4 separate regions of the Homo sapiens genome follow, and regions 2, 3 and 4 are each linked to region 1. Evidence: chromatin loops called from intact Hi-C (ENCODE). Cell type or tissue: GM12878. All regions are shown on one strand.

Evidence for each region. Peaks named below come from ENCODE experiments on the same cell type or tissue, not always from the same donor. Only the 100,000 strongest peaks of a DNase experiment are listed, where the experiment ranks them.
Region 2: a loop joins it to region 1, with 5 times the contacts of the local background. A loop is called at or near these places in 17 of 110 quality-filtered maps.
Region 3: it touches region 1 in a loop (2.4-fold over the local background); 2 of 110 quality-filtered maps call a loop at or near these places.
Region 4: it touches region 1 in a loop (4-fold over the local background); 5 of 110 quality-filtered maps call a loop at or near these places.

Annotation. Positions count from the first base shown.
Region 1 is chr4:39,132,622-39,137,621 of GRCh38, forward strand. It overlaps a transcript of KLHL5 not described here. Among named protein-coding and RNA genes, the nearest start is that of WDR19, 47 kb to the right of the region's middle. RefSeq lists a silencer at 2,941-2,990. In GM12878, a CTCF peak has its summit at 2,888 (motif pointing left); a DNase peak (open chromatin) is centred at 2,850; H3K27ac peaks cover 272 bases.
Region 2 is chr4:39,042,357-39,047,356 of GRCh38, forward strand. It overlaps a transcript of KLHL5 not described here. Among named protein-coding and RNA genes, the nearest start is that of TMEM156, 12 kb to the left of the region's middle. RefSeq lists a silencer at 2,251-2,980. In GM12878, no CTCF peak of the experiment used is centred here; DNase peaks (open chromatin) are centred at 1,286, 1,625, 2,225 and 3,707; H3K4me3 peaks cover 3,709 bases; H3K27ac peaks cover 3,377 bases.
Region 3 is chr4:39,433,742-39,438,741 of GRCh38, forward strand. KLB (klotho beta) reads left to right here. Exons shown (of 5, transcript NM_175737.4): 2 at 469-979; 3 at 3,986-4,254. Among named protein-coding and RNA genes, the nearest start is that of RPL9, 23 kb to the right of the region's middle. In GM12878, a CTCF peak has its summit at 2,339 (motif pointing left); no DNase peak of the experiment used is centred here.
Region 4 is chr4:38,990,611-38,995,610 of GRCh38, forward strand. It overlaps TMEM156 (transmembrane protein 156), which reads right to left. Exons shown (of 7, transcript NM_024943.3): 3 at 3,128-3,388. Among named protein-coding and RNA genes, the nearest start is that of TMEM156, 39 kb to the right of the region's middle. In GM12878, no CTCF peak of the experiment used is centred here; no DNase peak of the experiment used is centred here.

The DNA of each region.
Region 1 (5,000 bases):
AAGAAAGGAAAAGAAAACTCTAGGCCTTGATATTTTCATTGTCATTTTCTACCAGTCAAGGAAGACTATCTTTCTGAAAGGTATTTAAGCAGAAAAATAAATGCCCACAGAAAATAGCACAAGGGAAACGCCCTAGCTACACAATTTTAGTACATTTCTCATTCATATTCCCTTCAACAATGCTAAAACGTGTTCATTTCATTACACTAAGCAATTCTATAATTACTCAAAATATGGTGAAAGACTTTCTTCTCTAATTCTATCTAGTCTTTCATATTGCTCACTATATTGACTGCCATTACTATAATCTGTTAAATAATGAGCATTTCAGAAAGTATTGTAATACCTAAAAATGTTAAATGATAGTCTAGTCGCAGGAATCAAAACCACAGTCCATCCACATCTGCACACTGGTGACAAGTCGTCTGACCATAATAAAATAATAACTTAATATTATATATTTTAATAGTCATAATTTTAAAATTATTCTCTCTTGTTAGTAATAAAAATTATTCAGGTCAATTTTTCTTTGGCTTATCCAGCAGATGTTTTAGATTAAATCAAAGTGTTAAAAATTATGCTAATTTATGATTCTTGGTTGTTTGCTGATACTGCATAGTTAATGGTATTTAGCACATTGTCATTTTTTCAACTAATTACATTGTGCTTTAAGATTTGAGCTAAAGATTTTTTTGCACTGAATTATGTACATTCATATAATAACCTGTGAGTATAGACTCCCAGGGAGCCAGGTAGAACTATTCAATTAAAGTTCATGATAAAAATGTGATAAGTATTATTGGCATAAGGAATATACTTAAAATTAAGGGTTTCATCTGTATGACTCACACCTGTAACCCAAGTGCTTTGGGAGGCTGAGGCAGGAGGATTGCTTGAGGCCAGGAGTTCAAAACCAGCCTGGACAACATAGCAAGACCCCATTTCCTAAAAAAAAAAAAAAAAGTTTTTAATTAAAAAAAAATTTTTTATCTGTAGTAAGGCAAAGTTCCCAAACAAATACATATTTAAATGAGCACCTTTCTGAAGGACAAAGATAGAGAAAAATGCCCAATATAATATTATACCTCAGCATTCTAGGTCAAAAGACCTAGAAACTATAGCTCTATAGTCAGCAAACTACAGCCCACAGGTCAACTCTGTCTGCTATTTGTTTTTATAAATAAAGTTTTATTGGAACACAGACATGCTCATTTGTTGATGTCTGTAGCAGCTTTTGTGTTATGACAACAAAGTTGAATAGCTGTGACAGCGACTATATCTTTTTCTTGACATTTACAGAAAACATTTCCAACCTGTGCATGGGGGATCATTCTTCCGTCACCTAGAATATGAGGCCTCCGAGAGGATGAGAATGAGGGAAAAAACTACAAAGAAAATGGTAGCAAATACTAGCAAAGAAAATGGTAAGCCAAGGTAAAGCTTCCAATGATAAGAAAGTAATTGAAAGAAGAGAGCATGGGGTGAAAGACCGAGGAATGAGGGCCTGAGCTCCACATGTCAGGGCCACCCTGAGAAAGTCTCTAAGAGCCTCTGAGAAAGTTTTCTCTGGGTCTGAAAACAATTAGGGACTATCTTAGCTGTGGAGGCACCTAAGTGAAATTGAGTTAAAAATTCATATTTTATTAAATTGCTTTAGACTTGTTCATTTGATTATTTTAACATAGGGAGGTTGAGTCAACTTGATATGTGACAGACACTGTACTAAGTAAGCATTTCATATGTATGTTAACTCATTTAATTTTTACAACAGCTGTATGAAGTAGATATGACTATTCCCAGTTAATGATACGCAAACTAGCTAGTAAATGTCAGAGCCAAATTTCAAAACCAACCAGATCTGTATGACCTTAGAGCCTTTTAAAAAATCTTTGCAAGATTGCTACATGGAGGTGAGTTTAAGCTGTCTACATTACACAGGATGATACATACTTGATGCCAAGATACATCCTCACCACATCTGTGCTACATTTTAAGTTTTTACTTTTAGTGAGTAGAAACAGGCTATATAATTCTGCCTATGGTGTGCCTGAATGGATACACACACAGAGAGGTTTCATAAGTGCCTTTCTATTTTCTTTTTAAATATGTTCTGTGAAAGGACAAAAGAAGGGCATTTTAGAAAGGATGGCATAGTTAATGACTTGGGTGCAGAGGGCTGTTGCTGTCAATAAAGCAGAGAGCAGGGATGCTGAGTGGAGCAGTCATGAATGGAAATGAGAGCATGAGCCATTAGCAGGAAGTCATAAACCCATTATTAGAAGTTTCATGTCATTGAAGGGAGCCAAATGCTTTACAATTCTAAGGACTATGAATAGCCACCTAAGGAGGATGCGTCTGCTGCTGTGATGTATCAGACAGAGTCCAGTTGGGAGACAGAAATCACAGGGTAATCTGAACAGGGAAGATTTTAAATAAATAATCATGTCCCATAACAGAGGATTGGACTCAGAAAGGATTGGCTGGTTATCAGGATCTGAGATTTGCTTTTGCCCTACTGGAGCTAATAAGCTGACCTGTTATGGTTTCATGGATGCTGGCAGAAGACATCCATGGGTTGAAGGAAAAGGATTTTATTACTGAAGGCACAGAAAGCAGTAGGAATATCGTGTTGGGGTCACTTCCCTGTGCCCTTCAATTCCCACAGGAACAAGACAGAGGATCCCAGGTGGAAATCCACGGAGCTTGGGAAATCCACTGCTTTTATAGTAAGTGGTAGGCTATCCTGCTCTTTGTCCTGGAGATTTCTCGCTGCAAACACAACCCTGAGAAATGGCCCAGCTAATCAGTAGTGGGCGGGGACGCTCAGAACCCGCAGCAGAGTGCCTCTCCCCTTCCTTCTGCAATGTCTCCAGCACCCTCTACCGACAAAATTAGCACTGTGCAGACTGGCGAAGGAGAAAAAGGCTCATGTCCACGTTGACTGAGCAGGTAATGAAGACTGGATTTGTAGATGAGAAGCACTAATTAAAAACTGGTGTGGGCCGGGCGCGGTGGCTCATGCCTGTAATCCTAGCACTTTGGGAGGCCATGGCGGGTGGATCACCTGAAGTCAGGAGTTCGAGACCAGCCTGGCCAAGGTGGTGAAACCCTGTCTCTACTAAAAATACAAAAATTAGCCGGACGTGTTGGTGCGCTCCTGTAATCCCAGCTACTTGGGAGGCTGAGGCAGGAGAATCACTTGAACCTGGGGGGCAGAGGTTGCAGTAAGCCGAAATCACACCATTGCACTCCAGCCTGGGCAACAAGAGCAAAACTCCATCTCAAAAAACAAACAAACTGGCGTATATGTTTATCAGCAGTACCAGACACGGCCGAATTATGATATGGTCCAAAAAGGGACAGTGATTCAATTCATTCTAACACGTGTGTGTGTGTGTGTGTGTGTGTGTGTGTGTGTGAGATCGCCACTATGTTCTCAGAGCTAAGGTAGCTCAAAGACATGAAAAAAAATCTACTCAAAACATAGATAGTACTTAAATAATTTAAAGTTTATTTTTAAAAATCATTTCCCTTCCTTAATAATAATAATTTTTTTTTTAACTGAGTCTTTCTCTGTCACCCAGGCTGGAGTCAGTGACATGATCTCTGCTCACTGCAACCTCCACCTGCCGGGTTCAAGAGATTCTCCTGTCTCAGCCTCCCGAGTAGCTGGGATTACAGGTGCCCACCACCAAGTCTGGCTAATTTTTGTATTTTTAGTAGAGACGCGGTTTCACCATGTTGGCCAGGCTGGTCTCCAACTCCTGACCTCAGGTGATCTGCCTGCCTCAGCCTCCCAAAGTGCTGCGATTATAGGCGTGAGCCACCATACCCAGCCCCTTCCTTAATAATTCAGGCCTAAAGCCATTAGGTAGTGTATAGGAAGGATGGCATCCACAGTGGTGTCGAGAGGACTCATGGTGACCCAATGTGGGGTATTGGAGTCCAAGCAGGGTGAAGAGGGTGGGCTACAGGGTGGGTGACCTGGCACAGGGTCTCAGACCCCCATCAGAGTAAGGACAGCGTCCACACAGCACGGCAGCCTGGCCCGGACTGTCAGAGCCTGAGTAGGATGAGGGAGATATCCACACCTGAGAACAGCCCAGCACCTGGGGGATTAGAGCCTGGGCACGATGGGGAAGGTGCCTGTCCAGGGGACAGCCTGCAGTGGCTAGTTAGCCAGGGCCCAGGGAGGGAGAGGACAGCACCCCTGTGCATGGTGTGGGCTTTCAGAGCCCAAGCGTTGCAAGGAGGCCATCCACGACGGAGAACTGCCTGGAAAGGAGAGTGAGAGCCAAGCAGGAAAACATGGGCATCTGGGCCGGAGTGGGTGTGGTAGCAGAAATTGGAGATTGTTTCCATAGAAGATTGATCAAACTAGTAATTATCTTAAGGAAAATGAAAGACAAGGTTTTCACTGTTGGAGAAGGAAGTTACAAATACAGCAGAGGAAAAAACAAGGATGACCCCCGTGGTGTTGAATTGGAATTCGGCATATTGTTGTAAACTCACGGTTTTCAAGATAGAGATAATAGATTAATAAATACATATGCAAATATGTGCGTGTGTGTGTATAGAAAGATAAGTAGACAGATATAGACCAACAGATATTCCTTAGGTAGACAGATACAGACCAACAGATATTCCTTAACTCTGAACTGAGCCAGCCTGAGAATAGCAATAAACACACCTCATGTCCAGGTCTTGGCTTCTAAATACCAATTTTTACAAAAAAAAAAAGAATGATCTTCACTTTGGGAGGCCAAAGTGGGGAGGATCACTTGAGCCCAGGAGTTTGAGACCATCCTGGGCAATATAGTGAGTCCCTGTCTCTACAAAAAATAAATAAAAAATTATCTGAGCATGGTGGTGCACACCTGTAGTCCCAGCTACTTGGGAGGCTGAGGTGGGAAGATTGAGCCCAGGAGGTCGAGGCTGCAGTGAACCCTGATCACGTTGCTGCACCCCAGCCTGGGTGATGGAATGAGACCCTGTCTCAA
Region 2 (5,000 bases), 90 kb before region 1:
ATTATCTACTATATGACAGATGTGGTGAATAATAGGCACTGGAGATTTAAAAGTAACAAAACAAAGCTCTGCTCTCATGAAGTTTACATTCCAGTGGGAGCATAGAGATAAATAAACAGATGTATATGTCAGGTGGTGCTCAGTGCTGAGAAGTGAGGAGTTGGGGGGCGGGTTACAGGTTTACATGGATAGTCAGGAAAAGTGACATGATGGAGGAGGGAGTTAGCTGTGAGAACAGCTAAGAGCCTGCTAGACAGAGGAACATGTGAAGGCTGCATGGGCAAGCACTTGGCCTGTTGGCAGAAGAGGAAGGAATCCAGTGTCTGGGAGTAGCATGAGAGCCCATGGAGGCAGCCAGATCACAGGGGATGTTTTATTTAATTGTTTTTACTGGGCTGATGGAGCAAATGAGCTGAAAATACAGATCAGTAAATAAAATAAGTTTCAGGATAGAACAAACAATATATTTCACCAGGAAAAATAAAAGATCATGTATGGGAATGCCTATTTCTTTCTTTCTTTATTATTATTATTATTATTATTTAGATGGAGTCTCACTCTGTCACCAGGCTGGAGTGCAATGGCACAATCTTGGCTCACCGCAGTCTCCACCTCCCTGGTTCAAGTGATTCCCCTGCCTCAGCCTCCCGAGTAGCTGGGATTACAGGCACGTGCCACCATAACCAGCTAATTTTTATATTTTTAGTAGAGACGGGGTTTCACCATGTTGGCCAGAATGGTCTCGGATCTCCTGACCTCGTGATCCACCTGCCTTGGCCTCCCAAAGTGCTGGGATTACAGGCATTAGTCACCACGCCTGGCCGGGAATGCCTATTTCTTAAATCAGGAATTTTTACTGCAATTGTTATCTGATTAGATTGCAATGCTTTTCTAGTCTTTCTCATTATAAACCTGAAAGAAAAATGCTGAACTAAAAATCCAAGACTGAACAAGTAACTATGAGCAGGGAAGAAAAAAAAAACAACTATGAGAAGAATGTCATTGCGGTTAATGTACACAAAGGTAAACACTGAAAAATCCAATAAGGGCTGAAACGTAGTACCAAATTCCAAAAATTCAAGCAGTGGGTTTGTTTACACAATTGTCTTTTGTGTTTAAAAACAAAGTTACTGAGGTCATTTTTATCTATGGGCGTAGGTGTCATGGCACAGGAGGTGGAGGGTGTCTCTTCCACATAGCTCCGATAAAAAATGTATCCTGTACTTTGTGGTTGGAACCCTCCTTGGGAGAGTTTGTGATGTATCTTCTTCCTGACTGTAACAATCTTAAATTGTCCCATCCGCTTCCCTTTGAACTAGCTGTCCATGTGAGTACTTCATTCTTTTACATCATATTGTTTTTTCCTAACCACTTCCCCAAGTGGAAGTGCACAAAACATCCCTAAATAGATCTCCCAGCCACCCCAGGCTACCACAATTTGGTTATGTTATTTGATTATCAGTCTTCTGGACCACTTGCTTTGCTTGCATTGGGTTTTTATTACGGAGACAAACTGAAGAGCTCCTGAACAAATGTCATCTGGGGGGGAATGACCACATTCAACCATCACGGACGGAGAGCATACAGCTAACTCAGAGTAGCAAACACTAATCTACGAATAATGAACATAGGCATTATTTTAAGAACCAAAAGAAAGCACGTGGGCATTTGGTTTACACATCACTCAGAGACAAAGTAAGGAAATCCCTCCCTTCCTAATGCATCATGAGCTACGGGGGGCAGGGACCATAGCTGTTTTGCTCAAACCTGATGATGAATTAATATGTAAAGTACTTTAGTGTTTTCATAAGGCGCCAAATAAATTAGTTGTTATTCTCACGACCTAGCATATAGGAGTTCAATGTTGGGTAGAGGAATGAATAAAGAACCTACTTTTTCTGATTCTTATTATTCCACCACTGGAAAACAATGATTATGGTCACAGTGCTGAGGATCATAATTTCGATGCCACAAACCCACCACCTAGAGCACACTAATTATCAGATTATTGCAAGGGGAATGGTTACTGAGGCTGGAGAAGGGAGGCGAGTCTTAGTGAGTTCCCTTTAAGCTCTGAGACAACAGAGGCCGCCTCTCTCACGGCCTTCCAGCCCTGCAGAGGGACCTCTTCCTAACTTCCACCCCCAGGAATTCCCCTAACCCCAGTTTCAAGGGGCGGGGAACAACCAGAATCTTTGTCAGGTCCTCTACGCCACGCCCCCTCCTCGCCAGAGCCCCGCCCAGCCTGACGTCCCCTTCCCCCACTAGCTCCTCTTGCCACAGACGCTCCCGTTCCCCCACCCCCTTCCCCGGCTCGGGCCGTCCCCACGCCGCGCAGGAGAGCAAAGAAACCCCCGGCGGGGCAGTGGCGGCCGCGGCCTCTCCGGGCGCGCGACCCGGCGAGGGGGCGGGGCCTGGCGGGAGGGGGCGGGGCGGGCAGCCGACTGCGCCGCGCCGGGACTGACGGGCTAACCGGTCCCCTACCCCCACCTACTCGCCCGCCCCCTCCGGGGCCACCCGGGGACTCTGACCCCCCGGCCTGGCGCCGCCTGACGGAGCGGGAGTGGCTCGCTCCGGGCCGGCCGGCGCCGGGGATGAGGCTGCCCGGACAGGGTCTAGGGGCGCGCGAGGGGCCGAGCATCCCACTCAGCTCGCCGGCCCCGGCCCCCGCCTCCCCCGCTCCTCCCGCCTGGCCGCCCCGGCCCGCCGTGACCCACGGCCGCCTCCGGAGCCCGACGCGGTAAGTGCGACTTCCTTCTCGGCATCGGGGAGGGGGCCGCCTCGGGCAGGGCCCGCTTCCCGCCCCCACGCGACTCTCACGCCCCGCTGCGGCCTCCCGGAGCGCGCGGGGCGCGAAGACGCTGCCCCTCCCGGAGGCGGCTGCGAGGCCCTCGGGTCCGGAGGGGCTGGGCCGGGCGGGGGCCTCCGCACACCGCGCCCGGGGCTCGAACCCCGGCCCGGCCTCCCCGCTGCGCACCCCCGAGCGCCGGAGCCGGCGCCCGGGCCGCCCTGGAGTTGTGGAAAGTTGTGGACGCGGTGCTGGTGGCCGGCAGTGAGGAGCGGACTGCGGTGCACCCGTTGCTGCTTTCCCGGACTGTCCCTGCCAATAAAACAAACTGGAAACCATTTCGGATTTTTTTTTTCCTCTCCTTATTACTTGCAGGCAATTTTGACCTAAGTTTTTAAGCTTTTCTTTTAAATAATACCCTCGCCCCCGGAGTGTGGAGAATAAGACGGGGACTTCATTTTCCCGAGACCCGGCGTGCCTGGTGAAACTTTTGCATTTAGGCATTTATTTCAGTGCATGCTCTGGGATCAGAAGCTGGCGGTAAAAGTTTGCTATGTCAGAGAGTAAAGCGTTACTGTCGTTTTTTATCGCTTCATTTCATTTTCAAAAATATTCTTCAGTAGTCGACAAGTTCACAGAATTCAAAAGGTACAAAAGGGGCAGACAGGCTCACCCCACCCACCCCTGCACCCTCCCAATATTCTGTTTCTGGTGTCTTCTTCCAGAGGTTAGATGTGCGGATGCCCCTCCTGCTTGCTTTGAAAAATGAGCTGCTGTTATGTGCCTGGCATCTGCTGGTGCTAAATAAATGTTGATTCTCCTTCCTGTTAGGAAACAGTTTAATAACTCTTTTTGGTTATTAGACCTCTGGCGGCAAAAAACCAATCATGACTTTTTTTTTTTTTTCTGGTTTTCAGCATTTACAGATTTGACTGCATTGTGAATGTGTATGTCCTATTGGCTTGTTATGACTTATGTGAATACTTTTACACAAAGATGAATACACTGACGTTGTTGGGTAATTGGGCAGGGAGGGCAGAATCAACATGAAATTGTAAGAAGATGCAATATGTACAATATATAGTTCCAGAAACTATATATTTGAAGCAATCTAGCGACCATGTAGTACCATAGGATAAAACAAACTAAATGGGAAAATTGAGGTAGAGCAGGAAAAGAAGAACACAAAGTCAAGAAAAAAGATAATACCAAGTTCCTATTTAAAAGATCCTGTACTAGAGATGAGTCACAGTTTGGGCCTTGGGCTTCCTGGGAGCTAGGTAAAAAGAGAAAAAGGAACAACATAAGTTTCAGCCTGTTTTGTCTGGGCGCGGTGACTAACGCTTGTGATTCCAGCCCTTTGGGAGGCCGTGGCGAGCGGATCGCTTGAGCTCAGGGGTTCAAGACCAGCCTGGGCAACATAGTGAGACCCCTGCTTGAAAAGATAAAATAAAATAACAAAGTTTCATTTTGTTTCTAATTCCAAGATTAGAAACAAACCAGTTCTGCCCTAACCAAGGCGTTTTCCAGTAATGAGGCCTGAGAGGCGTATTTTCCTCCTGGGCCCTAATGAAAAAAGGAGATATGGGATGCAGTTGACAATATCTTTAAAACGCCCCTAAGGAAAATAGTGAATTTTGCACGACAGTGTTTTTCAATATAGGAGAGTGATAAAACTGTTAATAAGTTTTCTGAAGGAGTGGAGTCACTTGATCCATTTATAACATTTAGAATGATCTAGAACAGTATTTCCCAAACTGTGTTCTAAGGAATGAGAAAATATTTCCTTTCTTGCAACAAGATTCTGAGCTCAAGTAAGTTTGAGATAACTAGATTAGAAAATTGGTTTTACTACAGAATTTCTTGGAGATTTACTATACTAATGTTCAAGTTGCTGTTTTAAAGCGGGATGTATTTTGTAATATTTTCCAAATCTATATGACTATGTAACACAAATTGAGGACCACTGAACCTAGAAAAATAGATGAATTAGCTGGGCACGGTGGCTCACGCCTGTAATTCCAGCACTTTGGGAGGCCAAGGTAGGTGGATCACTTGAGGTCAGGAGTTCAAGACCACCCTGGCCAACACAGTTAAACCCCGTCTCTACTAAAAATACAAAAATTAGCCGGGAGTGGTGCCACGTACCTGTAGTCCCAGCTACTAAGGAGGCTGAAGGAGGAGAATCGCTTGAACCTGAGAGGTGGAGGTT
Region 3 (5,000 bases), 300 kb after region 1:
CCCAGCTACTCGGGAAGCTGAGACAGGAGAATTGCTTGAACCTGGGAGGCGGAGGTTGCAGTGAGCTGAGATCGCACCACTACACTCCAGCCTAGGCGACAGAGAAAGACTCTGTCTCAAAATAAAATAAAAATAAAAAATAAAAAATCACTGCTATGTATCTTCTTATGTAGAGGAGGAAACCCTACACACTACCCCAAGAGGGCCCAGGAAGGGAGCCAGGCAGAGGGGAAATAAGAGCCTAGACTAGGCTTTCTGCCAGCCTCCAGCTCTCCTGTAGCAGAAGTTTTAGGTTGGAAGCACTAGGGGCATAGAGAACAGACTTTGAGGTCATCAGGGCTCCCTGGCAGCTTTCCCCTGAATCACTGTACGCTGCATTAATTTTATCCATGAAAAGGCCATTTACCAGCCATGTTACAGCCCTTGTAAGTGAGGACAACAAAGATCAATAATATTTTCTTCTTTTAGGCTCACTCGAAAGTTTGGCATAACTACAACACACATTTCCGCCCACATCAGAAGGGTTGGTTATCGATCACGTTGGGATCTCATTGGATCGAGCCAAACCGGTCGGAAAACACGATGGATATATTCAAATGTCAACAATCCATGGTTTCTGTGCTTGGATGGTTTGCCAACCCTATCCATGGGGATGGCGACTATCCAGAGGGGATGAGAAAGAAGTTGTTCTCCGTTCTACCCATTTTCTCTGAAGCAGAGAAGCATGAGATGAGAGGCACAGCTGATTTCTTTGCCTTTTCTTTTGGACCCAACAACTTCAAGCCCCTAAACACCATGGCTAAAATGGGACAAAATGTTTCACTTAATTTAAGAGAAGCGCTGAACTGGATTAAACTGGAATACAACAACCCTCGAATCTTGATTGCTGAGAATGGCTGGTTCACAGACAGTCGTGTGAAAACAGAAGACACCACGGCCATCTACATGATGAAGAATTTCCTCAGCCAGGTGCTTCAAGGTTGGTTGTACACTTGCTTAATTTTTTAAAAATTCTAAAAACTTACAGGATATTTAAAGTCACCTTTGAATATGTAACTATTATTGTTGGGCTTTTTTTTTTTTGAAACGGAGTTTCTCGCTGTCTCCCAGGCTGAAGTGCAGTGGCACCATCTTGGCTCACTGCAACCTCCGCCTCCTGGGTTCAAGTGATTCTCCTGCCTCAGCCTCCCAAGTAGCTGGGATTACAGGTGTCCACCACCACGCCCAGCTAATTTTTGTATTTTTAGTAGAGACAGGGTCTCACCATGTTGGCCAGGCTGATCTCAAACTCCTGACCTTAAGTGATCCGCCCGCCTCAGCCTCCCAAAGTGCTGGGATTACAGGCATGAGCCACCATGCCCGGCCTGGCCTTTTGTATTGTCCAATATTTTTTTTTTAAATGGAGCCACTCTGTGGCCCAGGCTGGAGTGCAACAGTGCAATCTTGGCTCACTGCAACCTCTGCCTCCTGGGTTCAAGCAATTCTCCTGCTTCAGCCTCCTGAGTAGCTGGGATTACAGGTGCATGCCACCACACCCAGCTAATTTTTTATATTTTGGTAGAGATGGAGTTACATCATGTTGGCCAGGCTGGTCTCGAGCTCCTGACCTCAAGTGATCCACTCGCCTCGGCCTCCCAAAGCCCTGGGATTACAGGCATGAGCCACCGCACCCAGCCTGAAATTTTTTTTTCTTTACTTTTTGAAACGGAGTTTCACTCTTGTTTCCCAGGCTGGAATGCAGTGGTGCAATCTCAGCTCACTGCAACCTCCACCTCCCAGGTTCAAGCAATTCTTCTGCTTCAGCCTCCCGAGTAGCTGGGATTACAGGTGTCTGCCACCACGCCCAGCTAAGTTTTGTATTTTTAGTAGAGACGGGGGTTCAACATGTTGACCAGGTTGGTCTCGAACTCCTGACCTCAGGTGATCCACCTGCCTCAGCCTCCCAAAGTGCCAGGATTACAGGCATGAGCCACCACACCCAGCCATTGTATTGTCCAATGTTGACAGCACTTTTTTATGTTATTCCCATGTCCTTTTTAAAATAAAAGTTTGAGAACAGAATCCTTTCAGACTAGGGCTACACCCTTAATTGGCAAGAAGATGCTGTTTCATTCCTTATAAAGGACACAGTGCTAAAAGAGGTATGCTTAAAGTTTCCTAACAGTAGTACTTTATTCCAAGATGTTGAAAGTTTTTCTGGAAATTGTGATCTTTATACTCTATTACATGACGGCATGATGAAAAGGTCTGAAGACAAAATGAGTTGTTTCTATTGCTCCCAGAGACTTTTGGCCCCCACTTAGCCCCTCACTCCTTCTCTATTACTCAAGTAGTGACATCTACAGGTGGCTGATAGAAACAACGGAGCAGAAGACAAGCTGAGGTTACGATGGTTCTGTTCCCTGGAGTTGGGCTCTATTTCACTCTCATATTAAGGAATTCTCCATGGATCTTTCTAAAATTCTGTTGCTCTCTTTAGAAGTCACAAGCCAGGAAGAAAATCCCAGGTGCTGCTGGAGAGAGCCTTCAGGGAGGGTCCTGAGGGAGAGCAAGACCCTGCCGCCCCAAGTTGCAGGAAGGAACAGCATGGAACCGAGCCACGCCCAGCTACGGGCCATGCACATAGGGGCCAAGGCTGAGGGTTCTGCCTACAGGGTCTGGGTCAAATGCCATGCTCTTGGGCAGAAAGGGTGTCCATTCCCCAGGTGTTACCATTCCACCTCTCCTTAGGACCCTACAACAGCTATAGGCTAGAACCAGAGCCTGTTAAACATATTTATCTTCTTGGAAACTCTTGGCTTGGACTTTCCTCATTTTAGGAAAAGAATGTCAGTGACAAAAATCCCCAAAATGCAGAGATGAGGAGGCATTTCTATGAGAGAAGTGAAATCTTTTAAGAAAGAAAAAAGGATTCAGGGCTAATTTGGGTATTTGTTGTTTGGACTGCTGTTGATTTTCTTTTCTCTTTTTTGTTTTTTTTTCCCTGAGATGGAGTTTTGCTCTTGTTACCCAGGCTGGAGTGCAATGGTACAATCTTGGCTCACTGCAATCTCCACCTCCTGTGTTCAAGCGATTCTCCTGCCTCAGCCTCCCGAGTAGCTGGGATTACAGATGCCCGCCACCATCCCCAGCTAATTTTTGTATTTTTAGTAGAGACAAGGCTTCACTATGTTGCCCAGGCTGGTCTCGAACTCCTGACCTCAGGTGATCCACCCACCTCAGCCTCCCAAAGTGCTGGGATTACAGGCATGAGCCACTGCGCCCCGCCTGTTGATTTTCATATTTCATTTTTACACAATTCCTACAAGTTACTGAATCAGAGTTTTAAAGCTAGAAAGGTCCTTAGAGATCCTATTTTCCAATCTTTTTTGTTTAAAAATGAGGAAACCGAGGCCAAGAAATTTGCCCAATAGCATGCTCCCTGGAGCATAGCAGGGTAAGCTCCTCAGCCCCCTGCTCTTTAGCCCAGCCAGTTCCCATTCTCTTACATCACTTTTCTTCTTTTACCTCCTTATGTCTACATTCATTTATGTTAATTCTAAAAGCAGCTTTTTTTTTAACTCCTTGAAGGATAGTTTCCTAGAATTAATAGCTTATCCACGAATAAGAACCAACTCAAACTTGAAATAAGAAACTCTTGGTCATGAGCACACATATGCATTTGTCCCAAAGAGTTCTGGAAATTACCATGCCCTCTGACACAGATTTGCACACCAAGTCTCAGGAGTATTTAAGGTGTGATCCTTTAACTGTGACATACACTTGTTCCAAGTGGGAGTGGGGGGATCAGGAGATACCAATCTGGATGATAGTAATTGCCACTTTTGAAGTATAAACATGAATTTTCTATTTGATACAGCAGACCTGAAAATTAGGGCAAAGGTTCGTTTTACAATATGCTGTCCTCTGGCATGTTAGTGAAATTGTAAACATGAACTAGAATGTTTAGGCCTCTGAACATCTCTGCTTTCTTTTCTCTGTGCAGCAATAAGGTTAGATGAAATACGAGTGTTTGGTTATACTGCCTGGTCTCTCCTGGATGGCTTTGAATGGCAGGATGCTTACACCATCCGCCGAGGATTATTTTATGTGGATTTTAACAGTAAACAGAAAGAGCGGAAACCTAAGTCTTCAGCACACTACTACAAACAGATCATACGAGAAAATGGTTTTTCTTTAAAAGAGTCCACGCCAGATGTGCAGGGCCAGTTTCCCTGTGACTTCTCCTGGGGTGTCACTGAATCTGTTCTTAAGGTAAGTGGTTACTTCCAAATTAACCATAAACTGGGAAAAACAGTACACACTATTTCATTTACTCAATGACAGCTAAGAGATAGCTGTCAGACAATATCAAATACCACAATTGTATGGAGGTTATGAAGGAGAGCTAGGGAAAGAGAAGGGAGAAAAAGAAGGAAATAAATGCTGAGAGCCTTTCATGGGCCAGAACTCATAATTGGTGATGGAGATGGAGAGGTGAAGAGGCTGCCCTCAAGGAGCATACAGTCTAGAGGGAACTTACTGTCATTTCTGTGTCAGGTTTTTGTTATAATAGTAATGTCAAAATGATAGGAAATTTGTTTTCAGATTTTTGTTTTGCCAAAAGCAAATTATTAGCAGCACCTTGTTTAACTGATTCTTGCTGTTTCACAGAGTTGGGTAATTTGCCTTCTGAGGTCTCTATATCCCAGTGGAGCCTCCTCACACATCTCATTCCTCACCCCCTTAAGCTGTCCTCAAAAGTCACCTTCTCCATAAGGCTTCCCTCCACTCCAGAAACCATCCTCCTATCACTTCTCTTCCTCTTTTCCTGCTTTTCTATAGCGTACTCGCCACCACCTGACATACTATGTGCTTTCCACATTTTCCATACTTATCACCTGTCTTCCCCTACTAGAATGCAAGCTGCATAAGAGCAAAAATGTCTGAGGCTTTGATGCCTGCTATATACCTCACTAGGGCAGTGCTGGGCACATGGCAGGTGCTTATCTTTTAGAACC
Region 4 (5,000 bases), 140 kb before region 1:
GTGCTGCCCACCCATCCCTGCAGCCTTCTTAGAGAGGAGCAAGGGGAAACAGACAGAAATCTGGGGGGAACATCGAGGAACAGTTTAAATTATTATCTCAGAGTAAATTTGCCAGACTGGATCACATTTAGTTTGACCCCCTGATGGAGAAGGCTTTTACTCCCACCAAAGTACAAAGTTGGTTGTTGCTGTTGCTTTGTTTTTTTGGTTTGTTTTCTGGTTTTTTTTTTTTTTTTTTTTTTTGAGAGGGAGTCTCACTGTCACCCAGGCTGGAGTGCGGTGGTGCGATCTCGGCTCACTGCAACCTCCACCTCCCGGGTTCAAGCGAGTCTCCTGCCTCAGCCTCCCGAGTAGCTGGGTTTACAGGCGCATGACACCATGCCCGGCTAATTTTTTGTATTTTTAGTAGAGACAGGGTTTCACCATGTTAGTCAGGCTGGTCTCGAACTCTTGACCCCAAGTGATCCACCCACCTTGGCCTCCCAAAGTGCTAGGATTACAGGCATGACCCACCTCGCCCAGTTAAGAAGGCTTTTAAGCAAGATCAAATTAGTTTTTGCACAGCAGAGTAAACTATGAATAAAGTTTTAACTGTCTTTTTCTTTTCTTTTCTTTTCTTTTTTTTTTTTTTGAGACAGTGTTTCACTCTGTTACCCAGGCTGGAGTGCAGTGGCCTAATCACAGCTCACTGCAGCCTTGTCTTCCCTATCTCAAGCAGTCCTCCTGCCTCAGTCTCTGAAGTAGCTGGGACTAAAGGTGTGCACCACACCTAGCTTATTTTCATCCTTTTTGTAGAGTCAGGGTTTCACCATGTTGTCCAAGCTAGTCTCGAACTCCTGTGCTCAAGCAATACACCCACCTCAGCCTCCCAAAGTGCTAGGATTACAGGCATGAGCCTCCACCGTGCCCAGCCACCTTTAACTTTCTACCCATGGCAAAATGAATATACTTTTCGCAGAATACAAGAGTACATATTTGTGCACCACTGCTATCTTTGTGGACACCCAAAAGCTGTTAACTATTATTTCACTTTGATTCTAGAATTTATGGATTTTTTTCCATGAACACACACACAAAAATCTTAAAATTATTATTATGGAAGTGCTTATTTTTTCTTTATTTTAGAAAAAATATAAAATACAGTTAGGTGGATATACAAATGTACATTGAAAAAAATATGTTTTTGATGTCTATAATCTAAACTTCTTTACCCTTCAGATTTCACTACAGTCACCTTCTCTAGGCAATCTTTCCAGAGTCCATCTTCCAATTCATTCACTCCTCAATCAGAGGGAACTGATCCTTCTGTTCAGATCTACTCAGATCCTCTTCCATAGCCCCCACTCATGCACACACCTTGAAATGACCCCTAATTGCAGAGGTTATAGGGCCGTGGGAAAACTTAGTCACAGGAGAAATTTCTTTGAAGTCTCACATTTTATCTTAAAAATGCGTGCACATTATATATTTCTGTTTGCTTTAAAGTGAATGTAATATTTTGAAAATCATTACCTTTACAATAATTAAAGCTTTAGAAAAGCAATCTGAAAGGCTTCCGTATGTCTGGAATATCAAAAAGGACAGCAAATTACTCTCCCATAGCACCTGTGGCACTGGAAGGCACTTGCTGGTGTAGGTGAGGGGTCGCCCTCTTTCAGATTGTTTCATATCATCTAACTTCATGACCCCAACACCTGACACACTGCCTAGCATACAGCAGGCACTCATTAAATGCATGTATCAAAAGATGCTCTCCAGGAATAGATTTTTTGGGTGAAGTAGGGCATACTGCTTAGTAGAAAGGAATAATTGTGGTATTTCAGAATAGGGTAACTAGGAAGTTAACCAACCTTAAACAGAATTAAGTTATGCAAGTATGTAAGATTTGTCTTTTAATCTCCTATTTTTTCCTCTAGGTGCCTAATCTGTACCTCACCCTATCTTCACAGCATTACAGCAAACTCCCATTTCATCCAGGCCTGGTTCTCAGCTCCAAGAGAGAACATGTTAAATCAACTCAAAACAAAAATTTAATAGCATATCACAATGTGCTACATATATATATAATATATTATATAATATATTATATAATATATATATATTATATATATATAATATATATATAATATATAATATATTATATATATATATATTTTTTTTTGTCTTTTCAAGACAGAGTCTCACTCTGTTGCCCAGGCTGGAGTGCAGCAGCGCGATCTCGGCTCACTGTAACCTCCGCCTCCCGGATTCAAGCGATTCTCCTGCCTCAGCCTCACAAGTACCTGGGACTACAGGCAAATGCCACCACACCCAGCTAATTTTTTATATTTTTAGTAGAGACGGGGTTTCACTGTGTTAGCCAGGATGGTCTCGAACTCCTGACCTCATGATCCTCCCACCTCAGCCTCCCAAAGTGCTGGGATTACAGGTGTGAGCCACCGCACCCAGCCAATATTCATATTTTAAAAGAAATGCCTCCCTTTAGTACACAAATATGGTGGTATTATTTCACTCACAGAAAATAGGCATGTTTCAAAGTTATTCTGTGGTGGCTCATACCTGTAATACCAGCACTTTGGGAGGCCAAGGCAGGTGGATTGCTTAAGCCTAGGAGTTCAAGACCAGCCTGGGCAACATGACAAGACCCCGTCTCTACTAAAAATACAAAAAATTAACCAGGTGTGGTGGTGCACACCTGTAGTCCCAGCTACTCAGGAGGCTGAGGTGGGAGGATCACCTGAGCCCGGGGAAGTCAAGGCTGCAGTGAGCAGTGATCGTGTCACTGCACTCCAGCCTGGGCAACAGAGTGAGACCCTGTCTCAAACAACCACCACCACCCCACTGCAACAATAAAAAAAAATTATTCTGAGGCAGAAGGTCTTTCCAGTGCTCCTCAAATCGTGACCCATAAATGCCTCCTCTTTCTCAGGTTACAGGTAGGCCCCATAAAAAGCATATTTTGAAAGAAAAATAAACAGATAAATAGACTAACATTCTTTCAGGCTATATTATTTCATCAGTAAAATTCTTCAGCTATTTGGCTTTCAGTTAATGTGATAGCCCTTACTTAATTTTACATATCTATATCGGATAACTCCTTTTCCCTTTAGTTTCCTTAAAAACTTACTTTTTATATCCATCTCTAGGTGCAAAGAAATGTGTATACAATCATTCGGGTATTCCATGATTCTACAAGTGTAGTTTATCGATTTCTCCTTGCTTGGCTCATCCTCCATGATTGTTGATCTTCCAGTGTGGTTTTTTAGATGACAGGTAGTGTTATATTCCTCCAAGTGGTCAACCAGAGGAGCTACACTGAAGTTAAAGTGCTGACAAGGTGAATGAAAATCATTTGCTTTCACTTCCATTGATCCTCTCCTGATAAGAACTAGAAAGTGATTAAGAAAATGTTATTTGCAAAATATTAATACATAGCAAGAAAACACATACAATTCAAAACTAAATCTCTTCCTTTCTATACAAGAAAGTAGAAACAAGAAGTTTCCTACACTAAAAATATATACATATTTTTGAGACAGGGTCTCACTCCGTCTCCCAGGCTGGAGTGCAGTGGCGTAATCATGGCTCACTGCAGCCTCACCCTCCCGGGCTCAAGCAATCCTCCCACCTTAGCCTCCTGAGTAGCTGGGACTACAGGTGTATGCCACTATGCTCAGCTAATTTTTTTAATTTTTTGTAGAGATTGGGTCTTGCTATGTTGTCCAGGCTGGTCTCCAACTTTTGGACTCAAGGGATCCTCCCTCCTCAGACTCCTGAATTGCTGGGATTACAGGCGTGAGCCACTGCAGCCAACCTAAAAATAATCAGTAAGGTGGTTATATTTTTTAAGATCATGAAAACCAGGTTGTGGTAGTGTTGGAATAGGATTGGAGCATCTAAAAGAAAATACACACATTTCCCCAGTGACTTGTGGGACAGACTGTATTGTGTGACCAATATGGTCACAACAATATTTCCCATTCCACACTGTACTAGTTTTTTAGGGCTGCTGTAACAAAGTACCATAAACTGGGGGGTTTAAAGAACAGAAGTTTGGGCCAAGCACGGCGATCCTGCCTGTAATCCTAGCCCTTTAGGAGGCCGAGGCAGGCAGATCACCTGAGGTCAGGGGTTCGAGACCAGCCTGGCCAACATGGCAAAATCCTATCTCTACTAAAAATACAAAAATTAGCCAGGCGTGGTGATGTGTGCCTGCAGGTGTAGCTACTTGGCAGGAGACTCGTTTGAACCTGGGAGGCAGACGTTGCAGTGGGTCAAGATTGCACCACTGCACTCCAGCCTGGGTAACAGAAGGAGACTCAGTCTCAAAAAAAAAAAGAAAAGAACAGAAGTTTGTCTCACAGTTCTAAAGCTAGAAGTGTGAGATCAAGGTGTTGGCACGGTTGATTTGTTCTGAGGGCTGAGCCCCTCTCCTAGCTAATGGTGGTTTGCTGATAACCTTTGGCATTCATTGACTTGGAGATGCATCATCCTGCTCTCTGCCTTCATCTTCACATGTCAGTCTCCCTGTGTCCATGTCTCTGTGTCCAAACTTCTCCTTTTTTGTAAGAATATCAGTCATATTGGATTAGGGCCCATCCTAATGACCTCATCTTAACTACATCTACAATGACCGTATTTCCAAATAATGTCATATTCTGAGGTATCGAGGGTTAGGACTTCAACATGTGAATTTGAGAGGACCCAATTCAATCCATAACACACATGTTACCCTAAAAACTTCACCATTTGCTCATTAAGGAATCTAATTCCTTTCCCCTTGAATCTGGTAGCATTCGTGATTTGCTTTTAATTCCTTTTCCTGGCTGGGCTCAGTGGCTCACGCCTGTAATCCCAGCACTTTGGGAGGCCAAGGCGGGTGGATCACGAGGTCAAGAGACTGAGATCATCCTGAGCAACATGATGAAACCCCGTCTCTACTAAAATACAAAAAATTAACTGGGCGTGGTGGCGCACGCCTATAATCCCAGCTACTCCGG